Linked DNA regions of Mus musculus: all the other regions are linked to region 2. A link is a loop called in an ENCODE intact Hi-C map of the cell type or tissue named here. Cell type or tissue: left cerebral cortex. All regions are shown on one strand. Each heading gives the region's core, and the rest is flanking DNA. Links, peaks and the distances in the headings are about the cores only.

Region 1 (7,407 bases), core at 1,556-6,555, 950 kb before region 2:
TAAGCCTTCCAGTAGAGTTGCCAATATTTTTCAGCAGATACAATTAGTTTTGTTATCTAGAAGATCTCCTGTTTATATTACTCATGTTAGAGCCCATTCAGGCCTACCTGGCCCCATGGCTCTGGGAAATGATTTGGCAGATAAGGCCACTAAAGTGGTGGCTGCTGCCCTATCATCCCCGGTAGAGGCTGCAAGAAATTTTCATAACAATTTTCATGTGACGGCTGAAACATTACGCAGTCGTTTCTCCTTGACAAGAAAAGAAGCCCGTGACATTGTTACTCAATGTCAAAGCTGCTGTGAGTTCTTGCCAGTTCCTCATGTGGGAATTAACCCACGCGGTATTCGACCTCTACAGGTCTGGCAAATGGATGTTACACATGTTTCTTCCTTTGGAAAACTTCAATATCTCCATGTGTCCATTGACACATGTTCTGGCATCATGTTTGCCTCTCCGTTAACCGGAGAAAAAGCCTCACATGTGATTCAACATTGCCTTGAGGCATGGAGTGCTTGGGGGAAACCCAAACTCCTCAAGACTGATAATGGATCAGCTTATACGTCTCAAAAATTTCAGCAGTTCTGCCGTCAGATGGACGTAACCCACCTGACTGGACTTCCATACAACCCTCAAGGACAGGGTATTGTTGAGCGTGCGCATCGCACCCTCAAAGCCTATCTTATAAAACAGAAGAGGGGAACTTTTGAAGAGATTTTACCCCGAGCACCAAGAGTGTCTGTGTCTATGGCACTCTTTACACTCAATTTTTTAAATATTGATGCTCATGGCCATACTGCAGCTGAACGTCATTGTACAGAGCCAGATAGGCCCAATGAGATGGTTAAATGGAAAAATGTCCTTGATAATAAATGGTATGGCCCGGATCCTATTTTGATAAGATCCAGGGGAGCTATCTGTGTTTTCCCACAGAATGAAGACAACCCATTTTGGATACCAGAAAGACTCACCCGAAAAATCCAGACTGACCAAGGGAATACTAATGTCCCTCGTCTTGGTGATGTCCAGGGCGTCAATAATAAAAAGAGAGCAGCGTTGGGGGATAATGTCGACATTTCCACTCCCAATGACGGTGATGTATAATGCTCAAGTATTCTCCTGCTTTTTTACCACTAACTGGGAACTGGGTTTGGCCTTGATTCAGACAGCCTTGGCTCTGTCTGGACAGGTCCAGACGACTGACACCATTAACACTTTGTCAGCCTCAGTGACTACAGTCATAGATGAACAGGCCTCAGCTAATGTCAAGATACAGAGAGGTCTCATGCTGGTTAATCAACTCATAGATCTTGTCCAGATACAACTAGATGTATTATGACAAATAACTCAGCTGGGATGTGAACAAAAGTTTCCGGGATTGTGTGTTATTTCCATTCAGTATGTTAAATTTACTAGGGCAGCTAATTTGTCAAAAAGTCTTTTTCAGTATATGTTACAGAATTGGATGGCTGAATTTGAACAGATCCCTTCGGGAATTGAGACTTCAGGTCAACTCCACGCGCTTGGACCTGTCCCTGACCAAAGGATTACCCAATTGGATCTCCTCAGCATTTTCTTTCTTTAAAAAATGGGTGGGATTAATATTATTTGGAGATACACTTTGCTGTGGATTAGTGTTGCTTCTTTGATTGGTCTGTAAGCTTAAGGCCCAAACTAGGAGAGACAAGGTGGTTATTGCCCAGGCGCTTGCAGGACTAGAACATGGAGCTCCCCCTGATATATGGTTATCTATGCTTAGGCAATAGGTCGCTGGCCACTCAGCTCTTACATCTCACGAGGCTAGACTCATTGCACGGGATAGAGTGAGTGTGCTTCAGCAGCCCGAGAGAGTTGCACGGCTAAGCACTGCAGTAGAAAGGCTCTGCGGCATATATGAGCCTATTCTAGGGAGATACGTCATCTTTCATGAAGGTTCAGTGTCCTAGTTCCCTTCCCCCAGGAAAAACGACACGGGAGCAGGTCAGGGTTGCTCTGGGTAAAAGCCTGTGAGCCTAAGAGCTAATCCTGTACATGGCTCCTTTACCTACACACTGGGGATTTGACCTCTATCTCCACTCTCATTAGTTGGGTGGCCTATTTGCTCTTATTAAAAGGAAAGGGGGAGATGTTGGGAGCCGCCCCCACATTCGCCGTCACAAGATGGCGCTGACATCCTGTGTTCTAAGTGGTAAACAAATAATCTGCGCATGAGCCAAGGGTATTTTATGACTACTTGTACTCTACCTTTCCCGTGAACGTCAGCTCGGCCATGGGCTGCAGCCAATCAGGGAGTGATGCGTCCTAGGCGAAATATAACGCTCCTAAAAAAGGGGACGGGGTTTCCGCCATTCTCTCTCGCTGGCATCTCTCTGGCTCTGCGCGCCCTGCGCTCTCTCGCTGCCTAAAGATGTAAACAATAGAGCACGCTCTGCGCCCCGGCGCGCCAGAGCTCTGGCTCCTAAAATTATTGAAGGGGCTTTCGTTTTGGGGGCTGGGCGCTGGGCGCTTGCCCTCCTGGCTCCCAAAGATGTAAGCAATAAAGTTTTGCCGCAGAAGATTCTGGTTTGTTGCGTCTTTCCTGGCCGGGAGTGAGAACACGCGATTAAGATCCATCCATCCATCCATCCATCTATCCATCCATCTATCTATCCATCCATTTATCTATCCATCCATCCAACCAACCAGCCAAACAGCCAACTAACCAACCATCCATCCATCCATCCATCCATCCATCCATCCATCCATCCATCATCCATCCATCCAACCAACCAGCCAAACAGCCAACTAACCATCCAACCAGCCAGCCAACCAGCCAACCAACCAACCAACCAACCAACCAACCAACCAACCAACTAACCAACCAACCAAAATACCTAACTAGGACACCTGGGGAGACATGAATACATGTCTACTTAACCTCAGACAAGGAATTGAGGACAAACAGATAAAAAAATAAGGATACCATCAAAGAACAATTTAGGGAAGCACTGAGTCTTATTGGGGTTACTTACAGAAACAGAAGCTACTCAAAGACAGTTGCATCCCACCAAAACCTAACCCAGCAGGAGACAACTTACAAAAACTGGAAGCTGTATAGTGCAGAACCTGTAGGCAGCTCGACAGGTTAGAGAGTACTTTTTTACAGGCTCAGTGGGTATGAGCCTCTTTCTGGCAGCCTGGCTGGTCTCTAGCTTTTTCTAGGCAGTCTAAACAATCTATCTGTTTCAGGCAGCAAGTCTTCTAGATAACTTAGGTTGACTCTGCTTGTTCCAGGTTGGGTTGAGCCTCTTTCCGGCAGCTCTGCTCATCTAAGAGTCTCTCAGTGGCCCTTAGTGTCATATATATTTGAAGGGGATGGGGTGTTCTATTGGATCTTGTTAGTTTCAGGGACTTCCTGAAGCATTCCAGGTGCATATTTTGTGGCTCAAGGAACACTTCTGCAAAGAGGAATGTTCTCCACCCATTAGAATATCACATGTATTAAAGAGCTTCCCTCCAAGATGGAAGTGTTATCTTTGAGGAAAACGCCATATAGGTCTCTCTCTCTCTCTCTCTCTCTCTCTCTCACACACACACACACACACACACAAACACGTTTTGGACATGTGTTAACTATAATTTTCATAATAGATATTTTAGAATAATTAATTATACTATTAGAGAAATTTAAGACACTTAACAGAAGAATTTGATGACCCAATTATGTTTTAAAAATCTGATTATTTCTTATTATCATTAACATTTTTATTTTTATACTTGTCATTCAAGTTGAGACTATGGAACTCAATATTGATATTTCTTATTTTAGCCAGAAGGTGGCGCTCATGTTGTGTTTAAATTCTGAAAAAGGTTAAAAAATTCATACATATTCATATTTTCTATTTTTACCAGAAAGAGTAAGAAAAAAAATCTTAAAAAAGGCCATTGTCTGTGCCGTGGGGAGATAATTAGGGTATGTAAAACAGCTAATACAGTAATTAATAAAAGCAGTGACTCGCGAGTCTGAAAAAGCTTTACGGCAAAACTGTGAGAGAGTAATTGACCTCGCTGGTATAGGAAAAAAACCATGCAGCTAGCACATAGCAGGGAGAAGCCTTGCTCAACCCTACCTGGCTTTAGAACCAAACTTGGGAATCCTGGAGCTGTGTTTATGAGCTGTGCAGCCTAAGAAGTAAGCTCCCCAAGAGTCGGTCCTCTGCACCTATGCTCACTGCCGTTCCAGGAACCAGAGGCAGTAACTACATAGTAGATGCTTAATAAATGTGTGTAGAAAGCTTATAGCACGTGGAGTCCTGAAATCCAGACTGTTGTTTCTTCATTAATCCTGTAGATGTTGGAGGCTTTGGGGTCTGGCCTCAATTTTATGGTGTGACCCAGGGTACCACTCCATCTCCTCTGAGAGTCACCTGTGCTCTCTGTGAGATGCAGATGTGGCGTGTATGGATTGTTTATCTGGGTACTGGCATTGATGTCATTCTCAAGAACTCTGCAGAGATAAAACTTACGCTATGATCGTGAAGAACATTGCCTGTGTTAAAGGTGCCAAGGTTAGAGCCACGGGGATGCTGTTTGGGTTTTATCTCTAACATATTCCACTTCCCACCTTCCCTAAGCTTCCTCCACTGGCTCCTGCAGACCACAGAGCCACACCGCTCATATCTCCTTCTTGAAAGAGTCTATTGCTGGAGCACAGCTTATTAACCGACCCTTGTACCCCGCTGAGCTCCAAGCGGTGAAGCCCGGCTGCTCTAGCTGTTTGCTGAGTTTGGGAGTGTGCTGCTTAACTGAGTCCTCCAAGGGCACCTCTGGAACCTGCCACCATCCTGGTGAAACTCTCAGCAGCGGGACATCTTCTTCCCAGTCTCCATTCCCATCCCCTCCCATGGTGGCTAGCCTTTGTCACCGCTGAAATGCTTCCTGCTGCTCATCCCCCTTATCCTTTATCTGTAAAGTGATTCTCCTGTTTGTCCAATCCTGTCTTACTCGGAGTTGCTTCATGGAAGTCTAGGGCAGCAGGATACACAGGTTAGGGACCTCCGGCCTAGAGGATGCTGATAGAGTATGTCCTTATTGAACCTCGTCTAGTGCCGCTTTGCTTTTCATCCATTGTTTACCTTTTAACCACAAGGGCTTGTGTTCCTCTTTATTGCTTTGCAGAAAGCAAAAACTGAACTCCAAATGATTGCTATTTTAATAAAAAGCAAATTACTGCTCAAACCACAGTGTACTGGTTAGCTTAGGGCTATCTGTGGGGTCTGTACTAGTTGTCTTTTGTCCAGTTATGTCGTAGTTCAAACCTCAGAGCTCCTGTGGCTGATAAACCTGAAGATGTCCTTCTCACCTCATTCTGTGCTAGCTGGGGTCATCTTCTGTGTCCCAGGGTCATAGTACTTACTTTTCTCATTGCCGTGGTGAAATGCCCCACAGAGGCAATGTAAGGAAATGGGCGTTATTTTGACTGATGGTTTAGGGTGCAGTCCATCATTCTGAGAAAGGCACGGTGTTGGAAGCATGAGGTGACTGTCACACCATGTCTGCAGGCAGGAAACAGAGACAATGCTGCTCCCGTTTCTCAGCTCACTTTCTTCTTACTAGCTCTGGGACTCCAGCCATGTGATGGCTGCTCACATTTGGAGTGAGCCTTTCTCACATCTCAGTTAAACATTTTGAAAACACCCGTATAGATTCACCTGGAGGTGTGTGTCTATGATTCTAAATCCAGTCACGATGACAATGAAACTAACCACTACAACCATTACAATGCTCCACATTTCAACCTGACACCTAAATACAACACTGTATTAGCCAAGGTTCTGTAGATCTGCAGAGTCACAATATAGAATGAGTCTCTCTCTCTCTCTCCAAAAAGTAGGCTTCAATGCCAGTAAAAGAATGGATGTGCAAGCAAGGCAAGGGCAAGCCAGCAAAGAGCAAACACTTCTTTCTTCCACGTCCGGATGTAGACTTCTAGTAGAAGGTCATGACCCAGGTTAAAGGTGTGTCTTCCCACCTCAAGACCTAAATTAAAGGCTCATGTCTTCCAGCCTCAAGATCTGGATCAAAGATGTGTGTCTTCCTACCTTAAAAGTCTGGAGTAGAAGTAGATTTGCCCACTTCAAACCAAGCAGAAAATTCTCTACAGGCGTGCCTTCCATTTCTGGATTGTAGTTCATTCTGGATGAAGTTAAGTTGACAACCAATAGTAGCCATCACATTAACTTAAAATAATAATGATCATTTCAGTTCGCTAAACTGTCATTTGATAGTGCATTCAGTCCAGTTTCGAAACTCACCACTGGCTGTTAGATTCCAACATTGTTCAAAATCCAAAGTATAGACTCTCTGCTGAGAGTCTGGGCAGTCTTTTAGCTGTGAAAGTCAGAAAAAGTAGAAAACAAGCAGCTACTTCCAGCATACAGTGGCACAGAGAGAATTTCTGATTCCAAAGGGGAGGGATGGGGACACAGCAAAGGGAAAAACAGATCATAGAAAGACTAAAACCCCACAGGGAAACCATCAAATTCTCACCCTCCACGTTTGGCATTTGTGGCTCATGATGGAATAATCTGGGCTTCAGTAGCCTTGAGAAGCCCTGGCCTTCTATTCCTGCTACCTCAGCACATAGAACCTGTCTTTGGGTCATTTTGACTCTGTGCCTGAAGTTTTTCTTGGTGGATCTCATGGTCCTGACATCACCAACATAATGAAGTCTTTAATGAAACTTAGGATTTATTTACACAGCTTCTTGCAGTGGAATTCTCAGGGACTCCTTGAAGGGAACCCAACTCTGACACATATTGTCTGGTATTGGAAGCACTACAAACCCCTCAGTTTTTCATTTTGTGTATCCACAAAAAACAGCAAAATGTGGACAGTGCTGCCAAGTTCTACTGCGGGCCAGAGTAGCTCCTCTTGGTCTACACCTGCAGTGTCCTCTGCCTCCCCTGGTGGATGCTTTGGGGACTCCTTAGTGGCATTCTCAGTTCAGGTTGTTTCCTCTCAAGTGAGTTTGCATTTTTGGAAGATCTGGCGTTTGATAGGTGGGGGTCTTGGCCCTCACCCCCTTTTCCAGTGTAGAGTGCTAGGTTTCCTTTTAATGGTGTTTATCTCTTTAATCGCTGCTGCTCTCAGATATCTTGTCCGTAATTTTAACCTCATTCTTTCCCTCACCAGACTTCACATTCTCCCATCTTTCTGTTCATTTGTTGCTCTCCCTCACTGTAGACATGGGTAATAATAGTGAGCAGAAACCACGGATGTTCTATGTCCTGAAATTTCATGTTCCAAACAAATTAATCCATTATGTTTAAATCCCCCCTAACTCAAGTTCTCAGCGCATGGGAAGATTATTTACCAGAATGTAGCACAAATGGTTTTTAGCTCTGCTCCCAAAAGAATCCTTGCTTTCC
Region 2 (7,407 bases), core at 1,351-6,350:
TTTGGTACCCAAAGGGGAAGGGGAGTGAGGAGGAGGAGGGGTTGTGTGAAGGGGAACTGGGAGGAGAGGGGACATAAAATTACAAAAGAAAAAAAAAGGAAAACCTTGTATTGTAACTGTTGTATTGAAAATAAGATACTTTTCGTGAACACAGACAGCATAATTCCCACGTGATAAATATAAGAGTTTGGGCCACTAACCGGACCCAACAAACTATTCACTGAGCAATGCAAGGATGACACCCACTAATATTACAGTAAGTTGAACAGCTTGAATTGATATAAAAAAACGTCAAAAGAAAGGGTGTCTATGTGGAGAAAGTCATACACTGAGCTCTAATAATAGATGGTTTATTGGGAACCCTCATAACATTTTTCAAAAGGACTTGACAGCTTTCATTTTAATAAGACAGAGTAAAGAGGAAGCGGCTTAAAAGATGTCATCAATCTTTTATTTAACTAAGTACGGCCCTTCATTTTGAAGGAAATGATACAATTTCAAACTGGAACCGCCTTCTCAAGAAGTGGTGAAAGAAAACTGATTTAACATACAACTGCCAATCAAATTAAAGTTCCTACAATTTGCTGGGAAAGAAAATGCCTGGAGTATATATCCTGATTCATAACCAAGAATAAAACATAATGAGAAGAGAAAAAAACAGTCAAATTTATCAGTATCCTGATTTTTTTTAAACAATTCACAAATAAAATCTAATTCTCCAAACAAATCCATTGGATAACTATGATCACGCTCAATTCTATTTAAATTGTTTTTTTAAAATGTCTAGACAAGCACATGATATCAAGAGTCTTCAACACAGTGGATCCCATTTTAAAAAGAAAAAAAAAAGAAAGAAAGAAAAAGGAAACTAGTAGTCCTTAAATTTTCTTAGCTTTTCATAGTATATGTCATATAAAATTAAAGTTTTGCTTCCAAAAAAATATGTTGTCACGTGGTTGTCCTTGTCCCATGGTGCCAGGAGGGCCAGGAGCACCGCAGCTTTGAGAAGCTGAACCACTGAACCATTTCCATAAAAACTAAAAATTTTCTTCAAGATCTGGAATAAAGTCTTTTGCTAGACACTTTAGTGTTACAAAGTCATTTTTAAATTAAATGTGGAATAAAAGCTACAAAAGTACGAGTTCTTTCAATACAAAAAGTTGTGTAGCTGAAGTTGTAGGCTCCTTTGACATACATAAGCAGTCTCAATAAAATATTTGCTCGGGTAAGAAAATAGAATTTGTCTGGTTTCTCTTTTTGTACGTGTTCCACGGGGTCTTGCTTATTATCCCTTTCCAGAGCTTCAGAAAAACACTGGAATTAATATTTCTTTCCTTCAAAGAGTGTCCATAATTCACAGTACAAAATAGTTCTATGTCTTATTCCTAAAGAGAGACAAAAATTATTAATATACTTTTTTCCCCCTAAAGTGCCAGATGTAGCCATTGCCAGAACATTAAAGTAAAAAAATGTTTTCCCCACAACACTGCAGTCTTAAAAAGCAAGAGATGACACGACACTGTATCTTAGAGCCCTAAATTGATGTTCTTTACTTTAGAGCAATGGTTCTCGACCGAATCCTATGACCCTTAAATATGGTTACTTTCTCAGGTTGTAGTGACCCTCAACCACAGAATTATTCTGTTGTTACTTCATAACTATAATTTTGCTACTGTTATGAACCGTAATGCAAATACCTAGCATGCAACATCCAAAAGGATCAGGACCCACAGGTTGAGGACCACTGCCTTAGACTTTCTACCCCCTAAGAAAACTTTCAGCGTGTTAGCTCTTCCTAAGTATTACATATTTGGCATTATTAGTACCCAGCAAAACTGCTGGCAGCACATTCCAGAAACCATCGTCTGAAACAGATCAACTTTCAAAGAGGAATGCTACAGGTGGGGTGGACCTTAGGAGTTCTTCCTTTGCAGGTACTTCATATATAACACAAGTTACCTGCTACACTTAGTATGGTCTTTGAGGTCTGAGAAAGAAGGCAAGGATGGGAGAGCCGGGAGAGTTTGCTATTCCAGAGCTGCTGGTGGACAGCCATTCTGATTCCTCCCCTCCTGCAGTCTACACAGCGGGCATCAATTTCCACTTTCACAAATCTGTTAGACATAGGTTTCCCTAAATAATATCCTCTGTGTTTATTCTCTCTGCTGTTCCATGGACAAGACTATGTAATCAAATACCTATGAGCTCATTAAACAGGGAAATCAGATCCATACTCCTAACTAGAAAATGGTTCTCCTCCAATGTCTGAAACCAAGGCTAGTGTGTAGGTAGCTCATCTTTGACATTCAAAGAACAAGGACTTGCTTGGTAAGCATTATAAAAGCAGAAAGAGCATTTGATGCCTTTATAACTAACGAAACCGTTTCATACTGAGGTACTATGAAGATTTAGGCTTATTAAAAAAAGGGGGGAGGGGGAGTTCAAAGATTCCCCAAGCAAGAAGCCCAACAATGACCGTGGCTTCAGGACACTCAAGTAAGATTTTGTTCCAATCTAAGAACTAGTTCCAGTGTTATAAAAACTGGTGGAAGCAGCAAAGGCCTTTAAGTATGCTCAGTTTTTGAAAGCAGTTGACAGACTGCCTATAAGCCCTCGGCAGTCAAAGGTCTGCCTTCGGTTCAGGCACCAGGCTGTCGCAGTCTTAAAGCCTTGTACTAAAGTGCACGGAAGTTCAGTTGCAGACACAATTGCTACCTCTTCAGCCTGTCCGAATGCCGCCACCACCAACCTACGTTTGGGACTGTCATCAAATCTCTTCTGACAGTACTACATGGGATCTGTGTCTGATGCCACCACCCTTAGTAAAGGGTTCTGAATCGGATGTTCTCCAAGCCACAAAGAAATTGGGTACATATGACAAGACTTTGTACTTTAAACTTCACCCATCATGGATGGCAAAGTAACCCTCACCCTACCACAGCAACTGTCTGTCGAGGAAGGGAGACCAGGGAGAGAAAAACAAAAAGCAAAACGAACCCTAGGTCCAGCTTGGTTTTTAAAGGGTTACTTTCACCACTTAGCAAGGGGACAAGGAGAGATTTAATTCTTTCCAGGGTAGCACTGGTTGATTCCCTAGAGGATACTTTATGGGGTGGCACAAGCCAACCCCATCTGTGACCTGCAGATGAACACGCCAAACAGGTTTAATTAGATCAGAGACACAAAGGGCTATTGCCTCCCCTGATAACAACACCATAGCTCTAAGAGTCCACAACAGCAGGCCAAAAACACAGGAGGCAGAATGGCACCTTAATTGAATCCTTTCCCTGGCTGGCCCTTGACAATGATTTACTTGTAACCGGGGGAAGGAATTGGAGTCTAAGCCAAAGACTCCGCTTAGAGCCAGCTTCCCAAGAGGAGGTACTTGGGGATAGGGAGGGGGAGGTAGTGAAATCCTTTTGTAGCCTGTAGCCTGAGTTTGCTAAAGTATTTGCTGCACTTAATACGGGGCTGTTTGGTTTTGGTCTGCTGATCCCAGATCTTGTAGTTTCAGCAGCCTTGTGCCCCGGGAATCCCATAAAAATAAATCACTCCAGCTTCTAGGATCCCAAGCACAGCTCAGCGGGGGAAGCAGATAAGCAGTTCTCCCAGCAGACCCGAAGCGGCTCCTCCCCAATCCTCTCCGGCCTTTGTACCCTGCATCCTCCAAGCTGAGTGTAGTGAGGGATCCAGAGAGACAGAATGCAGGGCAAATGTGCTCTGAGATTTCCCCCAAGCCTGCTTGTATACGAAGGGTTAAATTTGGTCCCAGATCTGATAGGGTTGAAGCCGCAAGCAAGTTCCCACTTTACCCCACCTGGGAAAGGAAGGTGGACTGAGAGGGCCTGAAGAAAAAGCATCCCATGGCCACCCACCAGCCAATCCTACCTGCTCCCTAAGTCCCCTTCCTCCTCCCCTGTCCAAAGCCTGCAGTACATTTCACCAACTCCGCTTTTTCCAAAAGGCCCAGGAATACTAAATGGGGCCCAAGTGTTGGGGGGGGGAGAAGAGCGGGAGGAAGAGGGCGTGGCTGCAGCAAACAGCTTCCTTTTGTAGCTCTGAGCCCAGTTCAAGTATCAGTGCACGACCGAGTCTCCGTTCTCCTCCTCGGAGCCCGATGCTGGGGGACGCAGGGGGGACGGTGTAGTCCGAGTCGCGTCGCTGTCGCCCTCATCCGGCTCAGCCGGGTGCAGGTGCGTGGCGAGCTCCTGTAGCACCGCCGCGCGTCCGATCTGGTCGTTGCGCCGCTTCTCCATGATCAAGTCCTCCAGGCTCTGGAACTCGAGAGTGTGGCTGCGCTGAGCCGAGAGCTGAATCTGCAAACGGTAGGGCTGCTTGCCGATGCGCAGCTCGCCACCGATCTTGAACTCGCGTTTGCCATAGCGGCACCAGGCCGCAAAGCTCTCGGAGTTGCGCCAGCTGAGCTCGCGCTCCTTGGCGCCCACGTGGGCCAGCGCGTTGCGCACTACAGCGCTAGGGCTCAGTGGCTTGTAGCGATACAGATCGTTGACCACGCGGCCGCGCCGGCCCTGGCTCGCATCGGTCAGGAAGCTGTTGCTCACCTCCAGCCGGTGCAAATGCACCACCTGGAAATTGCCCACGTAGACAGCCCAGTGCGGGTATTGAGCCTGCGATACAAACTCCACCAGGTCACCCGGACTGCACTTGTTGAGCAAGTTCTCCGGTGTGTAGGTGCTCAGAGCCGCCGATCCTGGCGCGAAGCTTTTCTGATAGATGCACTCATCACGATAAAACACCGAGCATTCCACCTCGTGCTGCCGCGGGTCGTAGGGCTGCGGCGGGGGCAGGGGAGGCCGATCCCCGGAGTCGGACAAAGCTCCGCCATCAAGCCCCTGGGGCGGTGGCTGAGGTTCCACATCCTCGTCGTCATTGGAGAAAATATAAGAGACTCCGATGCGGGGCCCATCGTCTCGATCCACGCCGGTCGGGTCGGCCGTGGGAACTTCCTTATAACTTAGGTGGGTCAGTTTTTCCACCTGGTTGCCCATTACGCTGTGGACTCTCGTTCACAAGACTTCAAGAGGAGAAAGCGAAACCACCGTCAGAGTCATTGGCACTGGTGCCCGGGCAGGGGCTAAAGCCACCTGTTGGAAGAGAAGACGAGGGAGATGTTTGTAGGTGCCACTCCAGAAAAAGACGTTTGTTTCTTGAAAAAGAACCGGTAGGGGCCCGAGCACCTGGAGCCATTTTAGGAGAAGTCTGGGGGACGTGCTTCCTCGCGTTTCTACACCACTAAGGTCACGATCACTGGAGACATGGCCACTCCAGCTTTCCCCTTCCTCCAGCTATCACCTGGACCCAGCCAAAGCCATTGCATCAGCAGCTCCGACAGCTTCCGCCCGCGCCCTACCTGCCAACCCTGGGCAGGAGTGGGGGAGGGAAGGAAATAGAAACTTTATTCCAATTTCCTTCTCTTTCCTAACTTCCCCTCCCACTCCGGATCCTAACTAGCCCTTTGACGTCCTTCAATGTCTGCACCCCCAAGAACCTGCTAGGCTACCTTGGCGTGGAGGTGGCAGGTGAGCCTCCGGACTAGACTCACCTGCCGCAAGTCACTGCGGCTCGTCGGCCCCTCCCCCGCGCGCCTGCCCTGGGGTTCAGATTACCTGCGCGGACTCTCTCCCCGAGAGGTAGAAGCCCTAGGGGACCGGGAGGGGCACCCTGCCGCACCCGAGACTTCTAGGGCGAGTTCGCAGGTGTGGGCTCCGCAGTGCCTCCTCTCCCAGCGCAGACCAAGGCGAAGCTGGGCTTCGGGGAAGGACGCATTTCTCCCTCGCCGCCCCCCGCGGTTGTGTAGAGCCCCAAGACTTGAAGATGGGGGGCAATGCCTGTTCACGATCGTTGCTGCACGACCCCTCACGCAGATTTCCAGGAAGGTGGGGCACGAGGAGGGAAGCCGAAGGAGCTAGCTGGGTTTCCCGGGGGCCGCAGCTCCCGCTCGGGCTAGGCGAGCAACAAGCGCCGGAGCGGGAGGGACGGGATTGTAGATCCGGCTCGGGGCTCCCGGGCGGGAGTGCAGCCCGTGGCATTTAAAGAGACAGACGTGGCTCTGAGAGCTCCGGTCTTTCCTGTACCCAGCTTAGTCCCTCGGAGCCCCGCCCCCGCCCCGCCCACTAGGGCTGCTCCGCCCTTCCAGGACCGTGCCCCCTCCGTAGCGGGTTTAAATCGGGCTGGTAAATAGTGTACCTCCCACGGGAGCAGGCTTCCTCTACCGCCCTGAGCCCCCTTGCCTTTCTGTTATGCTGAGTTGGGGTTCTGAGAAGTTGGAAGCAAGACGCCACCTGCCAGTATAGAAATGCAAGTGGTGAAATGTTGGTCTTTCTTCCTCTTCTCCTTCCATTTCTTCTTAGATGGAGTATCTAAAGAAAGAGAGACAGACTTTTCTTATCAGAACGTTTTTATAACCTAAAGTAGTCTGTGCTGCAACAGTTCAAGAAACACATCAGCTAAAACCTGTTTCCAGAGCAAGTAATAATTTTGGATAGTAAATAATAATAATAATAATAATTCAGAAAGAGGAAGCAGTATAATACAGGACTTAGTTGACTAGCTCCTCAAATCCCTAATGACTGTTAGGTGTCCCTCCAAGTAAACTCAACATTAACTTCACAGCCTTCTTTGTTTTAGATTTCTTTTCTAGTTGTGAGAGAAAGCATGCAGAAATGGGATGGGGGTGTAGAGTTGCTTAATTGTCCTTAAATTAAAAACAAATTAGCAGAGACTCCTGGTGAATATATTTCCTTCCTCCTGAGGGAAGTGACAGCCTTGTTGGTTATTAACCTCCTCAAGAGGACACTTTCTTCCCTGCTGGGGTCATTTCTCTACCCCAGACCTAAACTACTAAAGTGATTTTTGTTGCTGCTGCTACTACTGCTCCTCCTCCTCCTTCCCCTTCCCCTTCCTCTCCCCTCCTACCCCTCCTCTCCCCCTCCCCCTCCTCTTCCTTCTTCTTTCCTCCTCCTTCTCCTCTCCCCTCCTTCTTCTAAATAGTGGGTCAGAACAGAAATAGACAATCTTAGGAAGCACCCTAGCCAGTTAACAGTGCAATTCAAGACCTGCACCTTGTTTTCCATCGACTGAATTTTTCCAAGTAACATTATTTATTCATTCTGTGCATACCAACCAGTGGAAACAGGAATATACTAACACTACTATGATCCTTTTTAGTTTGAAAGCAGAAACAAAAATCAATCTACTTATGTACCTTTAAGCCAAAACAATCAATATTGTCAAGGCTCTGATGGAAGTTAGTCCTTCAGCAAGCCTAAGATCACAGTATAAGCTACACCAAACGAGAGGTCGGTGTGTATCCTAAAGGTTTAATTTCAATATGTTCTGATTGGCTGGAGATATATGAGGTTAGGAGAGTGGTTCCTGGACATTTGA
Region 3 (7,407 bases), core at 1,556-6,555, 190 kb before region 2:
AAAACACACACACACACGCACACAACTAAAGCTGTCAAGAGTTCTGTTCCTAGCACCTGTGTCACTATGGAATACTATTCAGCTGTAAAGAATAATGAAATTTATAGGTAAGTAAATGGAACTAGCAAGTATTATGTTGAAAGAAGTAATCAAAATGCAAAAAGATAAACATTAAATGTTCCTTCTCATCTGTGGTGCCTAATCCAAAATGTGTGTGTGTGTGTGTGTGTGTGTGTGTGTGTGTATGTGTGTGTGTGTGTGTGTGTGTGTGTGTGTGTGTGTGTGTGTGTCTGTCTGTATTTTTCAGATATGTAACCTGAAATAAGCACAAAAATCAGGAAAGTACAGGGCAGAAGTAATAGAGAGAAAGAACAAGCAGGATCCAAGTGATTTGAAGGGGCATATGGGTAAAACTTGTGGGGTGCAATTTAGTTGGAGACAAGGAAGTCAGATCAATACAGAAGAAATTGGGAGTTAAAATAAAATTAATGATGTCTGAAAAGGCCATGCCAGAATCTATTTATTTATTTATTTATTTATTTATTTACCTAAAATTACATATAATACATGTAAGTCTCTGTCTACATATAGTTTAGATGAAGTTATACCACTTGGGCTATCAATGGCTCTCCAAAAAGCCATAAACTAACAAAATACCAAGCATGAGAAAGCCCCTTTCTAGGTAGGTGTTGGTCAGGAAAGTTCAAGAGTACCCAAAACCAACATATAGAGTCTTGATTTTCCCTTTGTTGTCTCCCAGAGATTGAAGATAAACCCTATTGCTGAAGACACCATATATTTTGGACATGAGCCCTATATGACAGGATTTGAATATGATATGAAAGTCTGCTCTCTGGAGACTAACTTTTAATTACCACAAGTGTCATTGATGGGAGGAAGTAAGCAGTAGTCCTACCCTACTGCAATGCCATGATGGTCATGGCACAGTAAACCATAACGACACAGAATTTTTGTATAGTGTCCGTAACCAAGAACTCTCTTAATGCCCACTCAATGGGAAAGAAGTCTGGTTTGGTACTAAAAACCTAGACAACTACTAAGAGCTAAAGAAGTCATTGCTCTTAGAGAAGAACCTATTACTTCCACTTTATTAAAGTGCCACAATTCCTTACTACATTCTAAACACTTATCTTTATATTCTCAGATAAATGTAGCTCTTATTGCTCGTAAAAAAGAAAACCCTCTCTTTTCAATAGACAGAAACCATTACAGAAGACCATAACTGGTCAAAAGCAGAGAACAAATCATCATGTGGTATGATCTACAATACAACTTCTCCACCTAAGGCTCAGGAAACATTACAGAAAAGGAGATAGAATAATTTTAAAAGCCAGAGGACCAAGGCTGTGCCGAGTTCCAGAAATGGCAGGAAAGCTACATCTGTGTAGCTTTTTACACAGTTCTACAATATTCCTGCCTTAAATGACATGAAGAAGTACAATACCAACAGGTATGCTAACATAGAAGGGGAGGAGTCCTCAAGGTCTATCTAGAGACATAGAACTACAGGCAACTAATGAATGCTGGGAGCAGGAGAAATAGTCTTCCTTCGGGAAGAACCCTTTAATTGGTTATCTGGTTTCAGGTACTCAGCCCTGAAATGATATACATACAAGTAGCACTACGTTCATAGCAAGCCATATTTATATATTTTGGCATGTGTGCGCCTGTGTGTGTGTGTGTGTGTGTGTGTGTGAACATGCATATATGTTTGTCTAACAATAATAATTAAAGAAAAAAGCCAAGAGTTTGAGAGAGAGAATGTGCTAGGGAAGATCGTATATGGGAGATATTTGAGAGAGAAATGGGAAGGGAAAATAAGAAATAAAAAAATCTAAAAATCAGGAGATTCTGGACAGATGCTATGAAGATCCCAAGAGATCACAGTTGCCAGCCTGGATTTATACCCAGCAAAAATTTTCAATCACCATAAAGGAGATATTCCATAATAAAACAAAATTTAAACAATATCTTTCTACTAAGGCAGACCTATAGAAGATACTAGACAGAAAACTTCAACACCAGGAGGGTAATTACACCCAAGAAAACACAAGAAATTCATCGTTTTATAACAAACCCAAAAGAGGTGAATCACATACACACATAATACCACTTCCAACAACAAAATAACAGTAACTAACAATCATTGATCATTAATATCTCTCAACATCAATGGACTCAATTCCCCAATACAAAGACACAGGCTAACAGAATGGATATGTAAACAGGATCCATCATCTTGCTGCATACACACCTTAGCAACAAAGACAGTTACTACCTCAGTGTGAAGGCCTGGAAAAAAAGTTTTCCATGCAAATGGTTCCAAGAAACAAGCTGGAGTAGCCATTCTAATAACCAATAAAATAGACTTTCAGCCAAAAGTAATCAAAAGAGATGGGGAAGAACACTTCATACTCACTAAAGCAAAAGTCCACCAAGATGAAATCTCAATTCTAAACATCTATGCCCCAAATGCAAGGGCACTCATATTCATAAAAGAAACTTTACTTAAGCTCAAAACACCTATTGGACCTCATAAAATAATAGTGGGAGACTTCAACACCTCACTCTCACCAACTGACAGGTCATTGAAACAGAAACTAGGAGCTAAAGAGATGGCTCGGTGGTTAAGAGCACTGACTTTTCTTAGACAGGTCCTGAGTTCAATTCTCAGCAACCATACAGTAGCTTACAACCATCTGCAATGGGATTGGATGCCCTCTTCTGGTATGTCTGAAGACAGCTACAGTGTACTCATATTAAAAAAAATCTTTTAAGAAAAAGAAACAGAAACTAAACAGACACACAGTGAAACTGACAGAAGTTATGAACCAAATGGATTTAGTATATCTACAGAACACTTCACCCCCAAAACAAAAGAATATGCTTTTGGTCAGCACTTCATGGAAGCTTATCTAAAATTGACCATATAATCAGACACAAAACAAGCCTCAGTAGATACAAGAATATTGAAATAATCCTTTGCATTTGATCAGATCACCATGGACTACAGCTGAACTTCAATAACAACAAAAATAACAGAAAGCCCACATACTCATGGAAACTGAACAGCTCTCTACTTACTCAATGATAACTTGGTCAGAAAAGAATTAAAGAAAGAAACTAAAGACTTTCTAGAACCCAATGAAAATCAAGGCACAGCATACCTAAAGTTATAGAAAACAAGGAAAGCAGTTTAAAGAAGTAAATTCATAGTACTAAGTGCCTTCATAAAGAAACTGGAAAGCCTATACTAGCAACTTAACAGTATCCCTGAAACTCTAGAGGAAAAAAGAAGCAAACTCACCCAAGAGGAGAAGTCAGGAAACACTCAACTCAGGGCTGAAATCAACCAAAAATATTTTTTTTAAAGATTCTGTCACATGAATCTTTCAAGGCAAACTATATGAAAATAGATTTATGGCTCAGAATTTTGTCAGAAGCCCAAAATTCAAACCAATGAAGAGCAAGTATGGAAAATTGAGGACATAATAGATAGATATGTCAACAAGGCCCTTGCTAAAAGGTGGCCAAAGCCCATGCCTTGCCTCCAGGCATGTATAGGAACAGCCTGGGGATTTGTCCATGGTTTCTTTCTAGAACATTACTGGTTTCCTAGAGAACACACCAGAGTATTGCTCTTATTCTACAAGCCAAAAAATGAACTTAGTGGCCCCAGGATCATGAGGTGACCACAGTTTGGAGGAAAATCCTCAGGAGCTATGATGGGATAGTTCCAAATGTGTTGAATTAGTGTTATGTCTGGTACCAGAACACTGCTGGAACTTCTCATAGAACTAACGTATACAACAGAGTCTTTAGGAACATCTGTGACCATGGATGGAAGATCAAAAACAGAAGATGTCCACAGAAGGTAGACACCCTAGGCTGCCTGGCTGGGCTAAGGATTCCAAGGCATGTATGGCCAGAAGCATTCACTGGGAGGTAGACCTGTTATGTATATTTATCCAAAGTCTTAAAGTGCAACACGAGAGTGGTCTTGAATTGGTGGGGCTCTGTGTAGTGTTCATTGCACAGTAGAGGTTGTTACGCTCTGAAATGCTGCCCTCCAAGACTGTCCAGGGTCTGCCCTTAGCGACTACCTTGGAATATGAAGTGTTCTTACTATACCTGGAACTGGTTACAATGTAATGTCTTGTCTAAATTATTTATTATAATTACTTCTCTGTATCTATCATTTATGTACATATAACATATAATTGTTATATGTGAATAACAACACACAGAATATTGGATAGCCACATTCCATTTTGGAATCTGGAGCTTTGGTAAACACCAGAATGCAGCTGCCTACATACATCAGCCCCAAGAGAAACCCTGATCATCTCTCCCGAGCTTCTCAAGTTGGCATGTCATACACGGTTCCAGATTTGTTGCTGGAAACTAATAGCTCCTGTGTGACTATATAGAGAAGGGTCCTTTGGCATTTGAGCCTGCTTCTCCTGCATTTTGTCCCAAATGTCTCTTCCTTTGTTTCATTTACTCTGTATCTTTTTTGCCATAAGAAATCACAGCTGTGAGTACTTCCCCCTACGCTGGAACTTGAGATACTCAAACAAGGCAACAGACCTAGGGTTGACCCCCCACTACGAGTGGTAGTGCAGCATTTGGGTGCCTGCCATGTGGAGATAGCAGATGCAGCATCTGACAGCATCCATCATGTAAAGCCATTTTTAGATTTTAATTTCTCAGTTTTCTCCTTGAGCTGATCCTGGAGAAAGGAGACTCAGCCGGGAGTGTGGGGGAGGAAGGAGGAAAGAGCAAGTGGAAAAAGAGAAGTAGATGAGGGTCGCAAATGAAACAGGAATACTCTTACCACATTGCAGATCAAGAAAGCATGTGTCCTACCTGAACTAGGGCAGGAGAAATACTGACCTGAGTCAGATATAAAATTTTGATCACGTTATTATCTGCATTGGCGAAAGAAGAAAGAAACAGGTGAGAAAGGCCACATGGTCTGACAGACAATATTCTCAAGAGTGAGGAGGGGTGAATCTGAAGGAAAAACAGGGAGAAAATCATTAGCTGAAGAGCACAAAGTACAGACAGTTCAAGGAAACCAGTGTCCTAGCAGTCTAAACACAAACAGGTGCATGAAACCTGCAGGCTCATATGTCTACCTGGAGTGAAAGAAATACTGACCTAGAGAGTCAGCTATGACTTTTCCCTGCCATGTGATTGTTTTAAAAAGGAAACTCCCCAGCCTTAGAACCTCAGTGTCCGCCTTCCTAAAATGTGGCCTTGACTAATAACCTCACTCATGAGAGTAACAGGAAGTGCCTGGCACATTCAGGAACCCCCTTGTGAATTCTTCCCGTTTTTTTGCTTCTTAGGCATCCACTGCCGCATGCCCCTTTCAAAATTAACTTTGGGAAAGATATGACTCTGTGGGTGTGTGTGCTTGCACAACCTTTGTTAATGGGTTTGAGCACTTGTTCAAGTCTTTTTACACAGTTTGTATTATTTGGCTTGGTTTTGGATTTTTTTTCTCTTTCATTGTTGTTTTGTTTTGTCTTGTCTTGTTTTTTCAGTTCTTTGAACATTTCATGGGATGTATTTAGATCAAATTCTCAACCTCTCCTAACTCCTCCCCAATCCATCACACCCAACTTGGTATCCTGTTTTGTTTTTAGACCCACGGTGTAAAAATTGTGCTTCCCCACACTCCTGGATGCGTCTCTGTCTTTTCTACATATCCAAGAAGAAGAAATGAACCAAGGGCCTCAACATTAAAGAAAACCTACTCTCCCTCTCCCAGAAGCAATCAGCTTCTAAGTGCTCCTTATCTAAGAGGGGAACTTCATGCTTGCCTTCCTTCTTCATACTGGAATATTGTGTGGTGTAAGCTTGTGTGGGTCTTATACATGCTGTCTCAAGTGCTGAGAATTCGTATGCACCACTGTCCCACTATACCCCCAAACATTGTTTCCTTGACCTCACCCACTGCCTGTGCTTTTTACAATGTGTCCATTCTCCCCTCAGAAAAGTTTCCTGAACCTTGAGAACAGGACTGTTTTATGGATGACAAATGTTTTCTGCATCTTGACCAGTTGAGGGTTTCTGTGTTAATTACCATCTGCCAGAAAAATATTATTTGATACAGGCTTGACAGATTTATTTTTTGACATAGTTGCTGTGACCAGCACAGCTTTAGAACTGACCCGACTGGGATGGCAGAGATTGAAGAAGAAATGACACACACACACTGGGGCTGGGTGGGCTATGTGCTTTGATGGAGAGATACAAACTGGAAACTTACCTGTTATACACAGCAAGCATGAGTAGGTGGTTTGTAGCCACATTTGGTAGATCCCTGTAGGAGAGGAAGCTACATTGAAACTCTCTACACATAATGTCACCATCAGTACTCAGCCTAAGGAAGGTTTTGCTTTGTCTTTTCTTGGAGCCTTATAAGGGAAGACCTTGCTATTCTCATGGGTCTGAGACATTGGGATTCTTGTCATGGCAATGTTCATGCTCATAATACACATTCACTCAGGACTCCCCCTGTTTCCCATAGACAGTGTCTCATTCTGTAACCCTACTTGGTCTGGAATTCACTAAGTATCTTAATCTGCCCTTGATCTCATGGAAGTTCTCTTAGCTCAACCTCCTGAGTGCTGGAATTATAGGCATTAGCCTTCATGCCCCAAGTCGAACCTGAGATTCAAATCCATGGCTTCTGTATTATCTTCTGCAATTTGGTTGTGAGACCATCAGCTAGTTATTTGTTCTCAGCTCCCACCTGTGTCTCCAGCATGAAAGTAGGACAACCATGACATCTGCCACCATCCATCACTGACTAACATTTTTCTCAACCGAGAACTCAGTTTATATATCCTTTCCTATTGATTCCACTTGTAACTACAGACTGAATTTTATTCTTTCAATAGATCAGAAATTTTCACAACCTTTTAAAGCACATTTCTACCATGTCTTGCATACTAGAGACGGGGAAAATATTGGACTCAAACAAAGCAAGGAGAAGGAGGTGTTTCCTCAAGTCAAGGCAGCATCCAAGCCACTCATGAGAGGCACAGAAGGTTGATGAGCACCAGGGAGCTCACTGCAACTACTTGGCTGCAAGACACAAGAATGCCTGGCTCCCCCCAGGAACTGCCAGCCAGTCTTTCTGCCAACAAAAGTTGGAAAGAATTCTTCTCTACAGCTCTTGGGTTTCCCTCTTATATTTCCCAGTGCATATGGAGTCTTAATTAGAGAGACTTCAAAGCCAGAAGAAAAGCACACATAGAAAATACACTTAGAGTAAACTTTCATTTTCTCTTAAATTCTTTTTTTTTCCTCTCTCTCTCTCTCTACTGAGAGTGAGGAAGACAGACTCGATCCGAGGGGCTCATTCTTGGA

The links. Hi-C counts contacts between places; a loop is a spot of excess contacts. Peaks named below come from ENCODE experiments on the same cell type or tissue, not always from the same donor. Only the 100,000 strongest peaks of a DNase experiment are listed, where the experiment ranks them.
Region 1: it touches region 2 in a loop (3-fold over the local background); 5 of 42 quality-filtered maps call a loop at or near these places.
Region 3: it touches region 2 in a loop (2.1-fold over the local background); 2 of 42 quality-filtered maps call a loop at or near these places.

Annotation. Positions count from the first base shown.
Region 1 is chr15:59,872,534-59,879,940 of GRCm38, forward strand. No RefSeq gene overlaps it. Among named protein-coding and RNA genes, the nearest start is that of Gm36819, 53 kb to the left of the region's middle. In left cerebral cortex, for the core only: a CTCF peak has its summit at 3,810 (motif pointing right); a DNase peak (open chromatin) is centred at 3,938; H3K4me3 peaks cover 349 bases.
Region 2 is chr15:60,818,887-60,826,293 of GRCm38, forward strand. Lratd2 (LRAT domain containing 1) reads right to left here and starts at 6,194. Exons shown (of 2, transcript NM_001162926.1): 1 at 5,628-6,194; 2 at 110-5,105. The coding sequence starts at 5,009. The coding sequence ends at 4,077. 9930014A18Rik (RIKEN cDNA 9930014A18 gene) reads left to right here and starts at 4,079. Exons shown (of 3, transcript NR_030696.1): 1 at 4,079-5,897. In left cerebral cortex, for the core only: CTCF peaks have their summits at 4,217 and 6,277; DNase peaks (open chromatin) are centred at 2,709, 3,375, 3,656, 4,290 and 3 more places; H3K4me3 peaks cover 3,865 bases; H3K27ac peaks cover 2,151 bases.
Region 3 is chr15:60,623,775-60,631,181 of GRCm38, forward strand. No RefSeq gene overlaps it. Among named protein-coding and RNA genes, the nearest start is that of Gm23835, 77 kb to the right of the region's middle. In left cerebral cortex, for the core only: no CTCF peak of the experiment used is centred there; a DNase peak (open chromatin) is centred at 4,665.